Linked DNA regions of Mus musculus: region 1 is linked to region 2. A link is a contact called in ENCODE Hi-C data. All regions are on one chromosome and are shown on one strand. Each heading gives the region's core, a stretch centred on a gene start or an enhancer-like site at or near the end of the contact. The rest is flanking DNA. Distances are from core to core; before and after follow the strand shown.

Region 1 (4,873 bases), core at 383-2,882, about 21 Mb after region 2:
ACTCAAAGCGTCAGGATTCCCGTAGTGGAGTGATCTGATCTACTGTGGGTAAGTGATTGCATCTCCCCCTCCCTGGCAGCCCCTAGTGCCAATGTCCCATGTTTCATGTTCCACTTCCTATGTGGAGGCTATCAACAGCCCTGCCTCCCCTTGAATGTCTCGCAGTTTGCAGAGTACTTTCACAGGTGACATCTCATTTGATCCGTCCTACATCAAGGCTGGAGGCCAAGTAGAGAAGCTGACCTCCAGTTTGGGAAAACAGACCAGAGAGAGATGCAGTGCGTTCTAGAGCTGCTCCTGATTGACTGCTGACTTCTGCCCAGCGTCTAGCTGTACTCTCCCTAGAGGGGGTCCTGACCACTCTTAAGAGAGAAGACATATTCTCCACTGCTCTTCCTTTGGAACATGGCCTGAAAGAACACAAGCGAGTGCCAGCTGTCTACGAGGTGACCAGTGCTTCCTGGACTAAGTGGGGAATCATAAACTTGCTGTCTGTATATAGGACACTCCATACATCTTTCTGGAGCATCAGGTTGCTTCCTATTCTTAGCCTTTCTGTTTTCATTGTGAAGTCGGATGTAAAATGATCATGTAGGTCTTACCAGTTAGGGTTCTGTGTGGCTCCCATTCATGGGTCTTCTCCATCTCCTTGTCCTTTTGTTTTCAGCTAGACTGACCTTGCTAACAAAAGGCTCAAGTTCTTTCTCCTTCCCTCTTCTTCCTTGAAGGTTCTTCAGAAGGACACACATCAAGGGTGGCTCAGAACTTGCCTGAACAGGCAATGACAGAAGCCAGTTGAGACTAAGTGATGGGGATACAAAGAACTCAGGATGCTGTGACTGGACACAGTTATGCCAAACTGGAGGTGGCAGGATATTGGCACTGTGACCTTATTTGACTGAGTTCTGCTCATTAAGCTCCTGCTTATCAAATTGTACCAGAAGAAGGGTGAGTACACCATATCACCAACAACAATAGTAATTTGTTTAGCATCAGTGAATATATGAGCCTAGTACAAGTTTGCTACTGGCACACAGACTGTTCCTACACAATGTTGTTCTTCTCATGAGCCCAGAAATAGAAACGATGTGGTGCAGGTGAAGAAGTGGAGGCTCAGAAACATCAGGCCGCACACCCAAACTCCCAGAGCTGGCAGGGCAGTCTCATTTATTTTTAACAGACTTCCCGTAAGCACCTCTACTCCTTTTCTGGCTATAGAGGTGTTCTCTGGGGTGTCACATTCGAGGACATCTAGATAGGCACCTGCAATTCATCCCTTCTAGACCCCTGACTGTGAGCAGAGGAGGGCCCAAAGAGGGCCAGGGACTTGCTCAGGTGGCAGGTTGCCAGAGGAGGCTTGGAACACAGAGAAGAGAGGGAGAGGGCTTTCTCTAGTGGATGTTTTGCTGTTGGACAGAAAGGTGGTGAGCCCTGAGGAAGGCACAACTCAGCCCGGAAGCTCTGCGACAGAACTGGGAAAGGGGGGCTGTTACCTCCGCCTCCGCGCCCTGGGTCCCTGCTGCAGCTCTGGCTTGTGTCAGCGCGGTGGTCCTCATCCAGCTCCCCATCTCTGCCCCCGGCCTAACCCCGCCCCCCGGGCTCTCATTGGCCTGCACCCCACCCCCCGCCTGCGAGGTCTGCCGGGGAGGCGGTGGTCTATCGCCTCCCTCGGCCCCGGGCCTGGCTGCGCAGCAGAGGCGGCGCCTCTCCCGCAGGACAGAGCCGGTCGAGTGGCACAGGGTGGGCTAAAGGAGACGAGGGACGCCTCGCTCCGATTCCCGACTGCGACTGGCTGCGACTTTGGAGCAGCGCGGTCCCTTGTGCAGTACGCACACACCGCGGCGCAGGGACACACAGACTTGGCTGCTCGCGGCCACACGCACCGAGAGACCAGGCTCGGCGCGCGCTCCGCGGCGCACACGCTCCAGCCAGTGCGGCTCTGGGCGCGGATTCGCGGGTTGCGCGTCCTCCTGCACCTTCAGCCCCTGCGCCCAGCAGTCCCGACCAGCCCCGAGGCCATCAGGTAAGGACCACTCCTGGCCTGTCCTTCTGCTCCGCACTCGCCCAGCGCCAGACCCTTTTCCAGCGGGGCCCTTGGACCCCTCCTTCAGCCCAGAGGTCTCCAGGAGCCGCGTGCTCTGCCAAACCCAAAGCCAGCGAGGGCCAACGCGGGGCACAGAGTCGGAGCCCATCCTCTCCCGCCGCCGCGGGCTGCCTACGCTTCTCTCTGCTCCATCCAAGTGTCGGACCGTGGCTTGGAGCACATTATTGTAGACCATTCAGTGAGTATCGGCCTAGCTGTCTCAGCCTTTTCTGGTGCCAGAAAGAGGCATTCAGGGGCACGAATGACACTACGGCCAGAGATCCCCCAGAGCTCGATCTCCCTGTCTCCAGGTCGGACCAAAGCGCCTACGTGGATTTGGAAAGAAATGCTGGAGGGTCTCTTGGGAACTCGGTTCTACAGTCTGCAGGGCGTTTGAGGGATGAGCTGCGGAGATAAGATAGGGATCAATTTAGTTTGTGCCCCCAATAGAGATAAGCTTTAGCATTGTTTTTAAAAGGATAGCCCTACGGCTATAGGACTATCCTAAGGATAGTCTTTCCCCGGGGCTCGGGGAGAGGTTGACCAAGAGACGCTTGGGGGTTGGTGGTCTAACAAGGAAACGCCCTGCAGGGCCTGTGGGGGAAAATCGCTGTGGGAGTGGGGTTGCTGTAGTGGGCCCCTCCGAGACCCCTGATGTTTGTTTTAAAGGCCCAGGCTCTGCAGTAGCTAGCTGACTACTGGGAGCAGGATCATATTGTCAGCAAGAGCAAGGGACCAGGCACCAGTTCGTGGAACTAGATCTTCAGGAGCAAACACGCAGGAAGGGGATGGCGATGGCATTTCCCTCGCTGCTAGGGAGTGGAGCTTCAGTTCTAGGAACCCAGAGCCTTCTGGACCACCTTGGCATGAGAGGGGGTCTGGCTAATTCCTCAGTCCATTTCAGGGCTGCTGTGACTACTTTTCTTTACTTCAGGCTGTATGTCCCATAATTCCCTCATGGCCTAAAGAGAGAGAAATAGGCATCTGTTTGGATTTTTTTTTCCCTGTGGCAGCTCAGGTGCATTCCTGTGAGGGTATGTAGGAATTTAGAGCCCATACAGAGGACGTGGAAGGCAGTCTGCCCCCAGACTGCAGTTGGACTGAGGCAGACCATTCGGAAGGTCAAGCTGCAGGCTGGAGGGTGGCTGTGGGTTTGGGACAAGGGTTACTTGTACTGTGATGAGGCCTTTTGGAGCCCAGGGATAGCAGGTAGCTCTTTGCTCAGAAGGCCTTGAGATGCATCTGATATGGTGGCAGGTAAGGCTGGAGGAGCCCCCATTCCCAAGTGCAGGCCTAGGACTCCTGCTCCTCATTGACCTTGGAAAGAACAGGCAAAGGCCCCAGTCTGGACACAAGCCAAACTCTGAACACACAAATTAAAGACAGGACATGCTGGAGCCGGCCTTGAGCCAGATCTTCTGACCAATCCATCAACAAGTGTGTGTGGTGTGACCAGGAGTCAGATGTGGTCCCTCCTACTTTCTGCCATCAGTAGTGGTTCATGGGTGGTGGTGCATCTGTGCTGAGATCCCCAAGGGTCTGTCTGTCTGTCTGTCTCTGTGTATCGAGGAAACATGTCTGTGGTGAGCCTGGAGGAGGACCTTTTCCTGTACTCCCAAGACTGAGCCAGGCTAAAGCTCGCATTCACATCCTGTTTTGTGTGTGTGTGTGTGTGTGTGTGTGTGTGTGTGTGTGTGTGTGTGTGTGTGTGTGTGTTTCAGGCTCGTGGGGGGCTGATTGGGGAAGCACTTTGGAGCTCTTGTTTTCTCACATGGTCACCTCTCTGTCATGCTCCTACTTCTGGACACTCCTTTCTTCCATTTGTATTGAATGGTGACATGGACTCAGTGGATATTTATAGATCAGCACCCAGGTGGGAGTCTAGAAAGGACAGTAGCTAGGGCCACAAGGCGGTTTTCTCACTGAGGAGGTGGTCTGGCAGGGATGCGTTCTGTTCATCGTTCAGGATTGTTGACCAAATGGCAGAACCCAGGGTGCCCAGTGCAGAGGTTTGCCTAGGATCAGGAGTGTCATGCTCACCTGAGAGTCACTGGCTTTGGAGCTGACCCTGAGGTGACTGAAGGGCCTGAGGATATGTGTGAGGAGAGCTGTGATGCCCCAGGCAGGAGAGGTGGGGGCTTTTTTACCCCCAGAAGGCAGAGAGGCCTCAGAAGCTTCCAGCCACCTCTGACTAAAAGGAGCTGGGCTTGTACGTCTGAATGGATTGGCCCTCACGCTCCAGCTGCCTGGGAACATGGAGGCAGGAAAACCCTTCGCTGTGATGTGTTTGTACTGAGCTCTGGATGCCGTCAGAAGCACACAATAATACCCACCCCCACACTGACACACAGAGGAGTGACACACAGCTGGGAAGGCATGTACGCGTCCCTTGATACCTGCCTGGGCGCCGGGATGAGAGAGGGAAGTAGGCAGCAACAGAAAGACATTCTCACGAAAGGTCTGGGAACATTTGGTCACAAAGCCAGCCTTAATGAAGGTTCAGGTGTGTGTGTGTGTGTGTGTGTGTGTGTGTGTGTGTGTGTGTGTATACACTGTGTTGCAGGAGCCTAGAACATGGGATGTGACTCCCCCCTCACCCTCCCGTGAATCTAGTTAGTATTTTAGACTCTGTGGGCATTGCACTTGACTATAATGACTTTGTCCTGCACAGAGGATATATGAACAGAAACTAAACTTGACTATGTTTTAACAAACATTGCAGACACCCAATATTTTGATTTCATGCAATTCATTATTCAGGCAATTCCTTTTTTAAAAAAAATTCCTGGC
Region 2 (4,857 bases), core at 1,734-4,233:
GAAAAATCTGTGCAATGTTTTCATGGGAAGACAAAGACAGATAAAGGCTGGACTGCAGGTCAAGAGAAAACACTCCTTCCATGGGCTTCCTTCCCCACACAGGATCATCCTACCCAGAGTCACAACAAAGAGCGCTTCCCATTGTTGGATTCAGAGAAACTAACCTCACTTGTTTGGATGGTGTATGTTTATCTTACAGCTCAAGAATTTAAACAGTAATTCCAAGAGAGGAAGACTGAACCCTCAAGAATGACCCCTTCCCCAGCCTTAGGACACTGAAAGCCCATATCCTAGTTTAGCAGCAACACTAATAAAACTTGTTCTACTGTAATCAAGCAATAAAGCTGTCCTAATTTTAAGACATCTCCACTCCATAGAGATGTAGATTCAGGGCTGGCCCTGCAGAGGCAAGATTTGATGATCTTTGATCTTAAGGATGGAAAGGTTGACCAGTGTAGCCTGGTCAGGCAGGCAACCAGGAAACCAAACTCCTACTTCAATGACCACCGCACTTCTCCCAGACCACAGGATAGAGGACTGCCCGTGATGCTTGCTTTAACTCAGGAAGAGGCAGGAAGACCCTTGTGCAGTTTTCTTCTAAGAAGAGATGCAAAAATTGGACTTGAAAAAGCAAACAATGAAAACCTGTCACAGCTTAAGAATGCCATGTGACCCTGTGAAAGGGATATAGGGCACGTGCACATAGATAGTTTTATCTGAGATATCAAAATCTGATTGGGGTACAATTAGGCCAAAAAAAAATTTCACCTCAAAAGACTCATGGTCTTGAGGCACAGAGGGCGTTAACTGGAAAAAGTCCGAGAACACAGCTGTCCCTCCCTCCATCCCTAGCAACAGTCCGAGCCTATGTGTAGAAGAGGCAATGGCCAGGTCCTCTGAAGATTTTCAACCAGGTCAAAACACTATCAGTAAAAGGACCTGATCTCTATCCGGTCAGCTCTGCCTCAAAGGCCTCCTGACCATACAACACTTAAAACAGTATTTTAATACAATACTTACTGTATATTTAGCGTGCATTTAGGATCCCGAGGGCAGGCAAGCTAGCCAGGAAGAAACTCGATGCAAGGAAAAGTGCCTCCTAACTGCCTGAAATCCTCACCTTCCAGGAGAAACGGACTCCCTCAAGCGAAGAGTGGATCATACAGACTGTCAGAGTCCTGTTGTGATTTGTGGGGTACCACATAGACACAGATGTGGTTCCATGAGAACAAGAAACCGCATCCACACACCCTCTGTGACCATCACAGTGACTATACTATACTGTGTCATCACATATGCAAGGAAGGGAAATCTGGAAGTCTGGACTGTCCTCATGTCCATTGCTACCCTTTGTCCCTCCACACTCTCTACCCCAACCTCCCCGGGCCCCGAGACACAGGCGGACATTTTCTTCACCTCCACCTAACTCAACATGACTTTTGGATCCATTCTGAGATCCAGGCACAGTGGGAAGTAACAGAAATGTCTGAGAAGAAACCAAAACGATCTATACATACAAATGTATGTTATTTTAAACAAACACCCAGCTCTCTGAGGCTGTCACATGCGCTCTAGCCACTGGCTTATGAATGCTTACTCCTTATTTATCTCAGAACTGATCTCAAAATGCTGGCCCATGAGACGATTTTTCTAAAGCGATGAGCTTGGTTTTTGGAGAAATGGGACAGAATTAAAGTATCATCATCCTACCCATAATTTGGGTCATGTATTATAAAACTACTGTAGTTACATGTGCCTGTGTGTGCTGTGTCCAGTAGCTGTGTTTGCTATGGCAGGGAAACCGTCTTTCTTATCATTCCACCACACCGAATTCAACCTGGTATCACGGTTGTAATTCAATCATACCTTTGCAGTCACCAAGGACCCTCTGTAAGGAAACAAAAGCCGCACTTGCTAATCTACTGGCTTAGATACACGTTCTGAGAAAGACAAGTCTATGACCTGTTTCTTATTCTCCATTTGCATTACCCGTTGTTTTAACTGTAGTTTGGGTAGAAACAGACTCTGTCTGGTTTCAAACCATTTAAATTCAACCCTACCTGATTTTCTCTTACCTTCACTGTGTCTAAGTGCCCAGGTCCACCATACTCAAGGTTCTTAAAGATCGAGGTCACAGCATCGGTCTATAATATATAATACAACTACCCTGCAAGTAGCTTAAGAGCTAGGTTTTTCTGCTTCAGCAATAACACCAAAAATTGGTTCCTTAGTTGCCAAATAATCAAATCAGTTATAATTTTTGGTTTTTAAATATCGGTTCTTTCTTTTTGTATTTCACTATGATGTATCTGGCCCTCTTCTCAACTCTGCTGTGTTGTGTTGAGGTTTTGGGGATATCTCGCCTGAAGTCTTCTTATTAGTGGGTGGCACCCAGCAACGCGGAAGTCAGATTAATTCTCCAGGAGTTCCGCACCCATTAAGAACTGCACTCAGAGACTTAGAGGACAGAGAAACAAGCTGGTTCCTGGCAAGCTCTCGCCTGCTAATTTAATTATCTCAGGCCCATTGGCCCAAGTGGCTCATTCCCGAGAGGGCAACATCTGCGCCAAGTGAGGTCAATTCACTCGTGAGGCTGGGGCGCCACAGGTGCCAGATGACAAATCTAGGGCTCTGCTTCAATCCCTCTCACCCGGGTCACCGTGGGTGTGTCTCCACCTGGGGCGCCCACGCGGACTCGAGCGCTGCTCGCCCGAAGCCCCACACGCCGGGCCGCAGCCAGATACGCTCACAGGCCCCGCCACGCGAGCCCCGCTCCGCGCAGGCCGCTCAGGGTCACCCAGCGGGCGGCGGGTCGCACCCTGATGCATGCCTACCTTCCAGGTGCCCAGGCCCAGGGTGGGCATCTTGGTGCCGTTGTTGAGTTCCAGATGGCTGGCCATGATCGCTGCACGTTACAAACCCGGACCGGCAAATGTGCAGCGCTGGCTCGGGCGCGCACCTTTAAATAGCCCCAACGGCCTGTAGAAAGAACGCCTGCCATTGGTTGCACGGCTGAGAGACGGATCCTTCTGATTGGTCGATGCCGCGGTTCTGAAGGGGTCGGCGAGGATGCTTCTTTCCCTAGGTCCTAGCGGCACGGAATTCTCCAGCTGCTCTGCTTGCGCCCCACGTGGCAGTGTTTGCCCGCTGTTGTAGCACCAGACGGAAAGCTCTGAAAATAACCAGCAGACTAGAGATAAGGAGACTGGGGAGAAGTTTTGGTTTCGTTTTCGAGCCCAGAAGAAGACGTCTGTGTCTTTTCTAATCTCAGAATGACACTCTTCTGGAATCTTACACATCTTGCTTTGAATCTGATGGAGCAGATAGGCGTCAGGTGTATTTAAGAGCGTTCCCCCCCCCCCTTAGATTAAAAGTTAAATTTCAGGTGTACTTAAGCACTCCCATCCCCGCTATTAAAATGATTGCAACCGGTTTTGCAGAGAACTACGAAATACCCGTTTGTAGTACCTTTCTACCACTACCGGTGTCTGAACATGTTTAGTCTGGTTCAACAAGACTTGATGCAAAAATCCATAACCGTTAAGCTATGATCTCCCATAAGTTTCATCTCTGGATCACACATAAGTGATTTTGGAAAGTAAGACTCTTAAGCGGAAGGTTCCAGTATAATAAGTTGGCTAAACTCTGGAGGAAAAGTGAAAAGTCAGAGAACAAAAAAGTGAACAATCCCATAGTAGGAAAAGTCCATTCTCATACAGCAATGATTCCATGTTAGGGGGTACGAAATAAATCAGTTGTATTAGGTAGAAAAACAAAAGACTTTTCCTAAAATAATCTGAGTTGCCCCAAGAACTATGACGGCAATTTTGGCACTCGTCCAACACCCCTCTGAGTGATGGTCTGTTTCATTCCAGTCTCCTTCTGCTGGGTCATGCTCCAGTTGCCCCCTGATTACGCAACAGGGACAACTGCATCTGCAAGGTAATGAGTCAGGAACCCCACCTCTCTAAATCCCATTCTGGTGATTTTCCAGTCGGTGCCCTCTTAAAAAGTGGCACTTCTCCACTCCCACCCCAGGGAAAATTTATAAAGAACAGATATTTTCCACTTGAGTTTTATTAACAAAACCAATCCCCACAACTGGTGGCATGTGGAAATTCTGGTGTACTTTTTCTCTAATTAATAGTATTTGAATTTGAGTCTAGTTCTGGGGATTTGGTTTGTGTAAGATAACAGGTGACCTGACGCCCACCACTTGTCCTCTGTGAAATCCCTCTTGGCATAGAGACTTCTCTGCCTTTTGAACCTCCTGGGTCCAAACACAAAGAGCTGATTGATGTCTTGTGAAGTGATGCTCTTGCTCTGTGTGGCAGCTCACATCTCTTTACTTGACATTAAGAAAATAAAGGGGAAAGGACCGAGATGTTGTAGTCAACCTGGTTGCTAAACGAGATCCTTTCTCAAAAGATAAAAGAGGCCTTACCACCACCACCGAAGTGTGCGTCTTTACTGACAGGTGGCATCACAGAGGAGTCATCACCAGCTAGGGAAATGCACTACGTAGCAAAAGCTTTGTTATTGCAAAATAAACTAAGTATGTTTGACCCTCTAAAACACAGTATTTTGCCTGGGCCAGTCAAATGTAGAAAGGCACACCTGTGGAATTCTCCTATCAATCATGGCACTAAAGATGAGACACTGTTACAATAGTCTCCTGGTAACTCCTGTTGTTGCCTCCATAATCTTTATAAAATTTATTGGGCATGTATCATATCCTTCTTTAAAGAAGAATAAAGTAGGCTGGAGAGATAGCTCAGCGGTTAAGAGCACTGCCTGCTCTTCCAAAGGTCCTGAGTTCAAAATCCCAGCAACCACGTGGTGGCTTACAATTGTCCG

The links. A loop is a pair of places that touch in the nucleus more often than their neighbours do.
Region 1: a map of T-helper 17 cell shows a loop between it and region 2 (24-fold over the local background). The contact joins the promoter of Adcyap1r1 here to the promoter of Akr1b3 in region 2. A Hi-C loop is called at or near these places in 3 of 37 maps with a recorded cell type or tissue (T-helper 1 cell, T-helper 17 cell and regulatory T cell).

Annotation. Positions count from the first base shown.
Region 1 is chr6:55,450,346-55,455,218 of GRCm38, forward strand. Adcyap1r1 (adenylate cyclase activating polypeptide 1 receptor 1) reads left to right here and starts at 1,633. Exons shown (of 17, transcript NM_007407.4): 1 at 1,633-2,023.
Region 2 is chr6:34,314,506-34,319,362 of GRCm38, forward strand. It overlaps Akr1b3 (aldo-keto reductase family 1, member B3 (aldose reductase)), which reads right to left and starts at 2,984. Exons shown (of 10, transcript NM_009658.3): 1 at 2,835-2,984. The coding sequence starts at 2,900.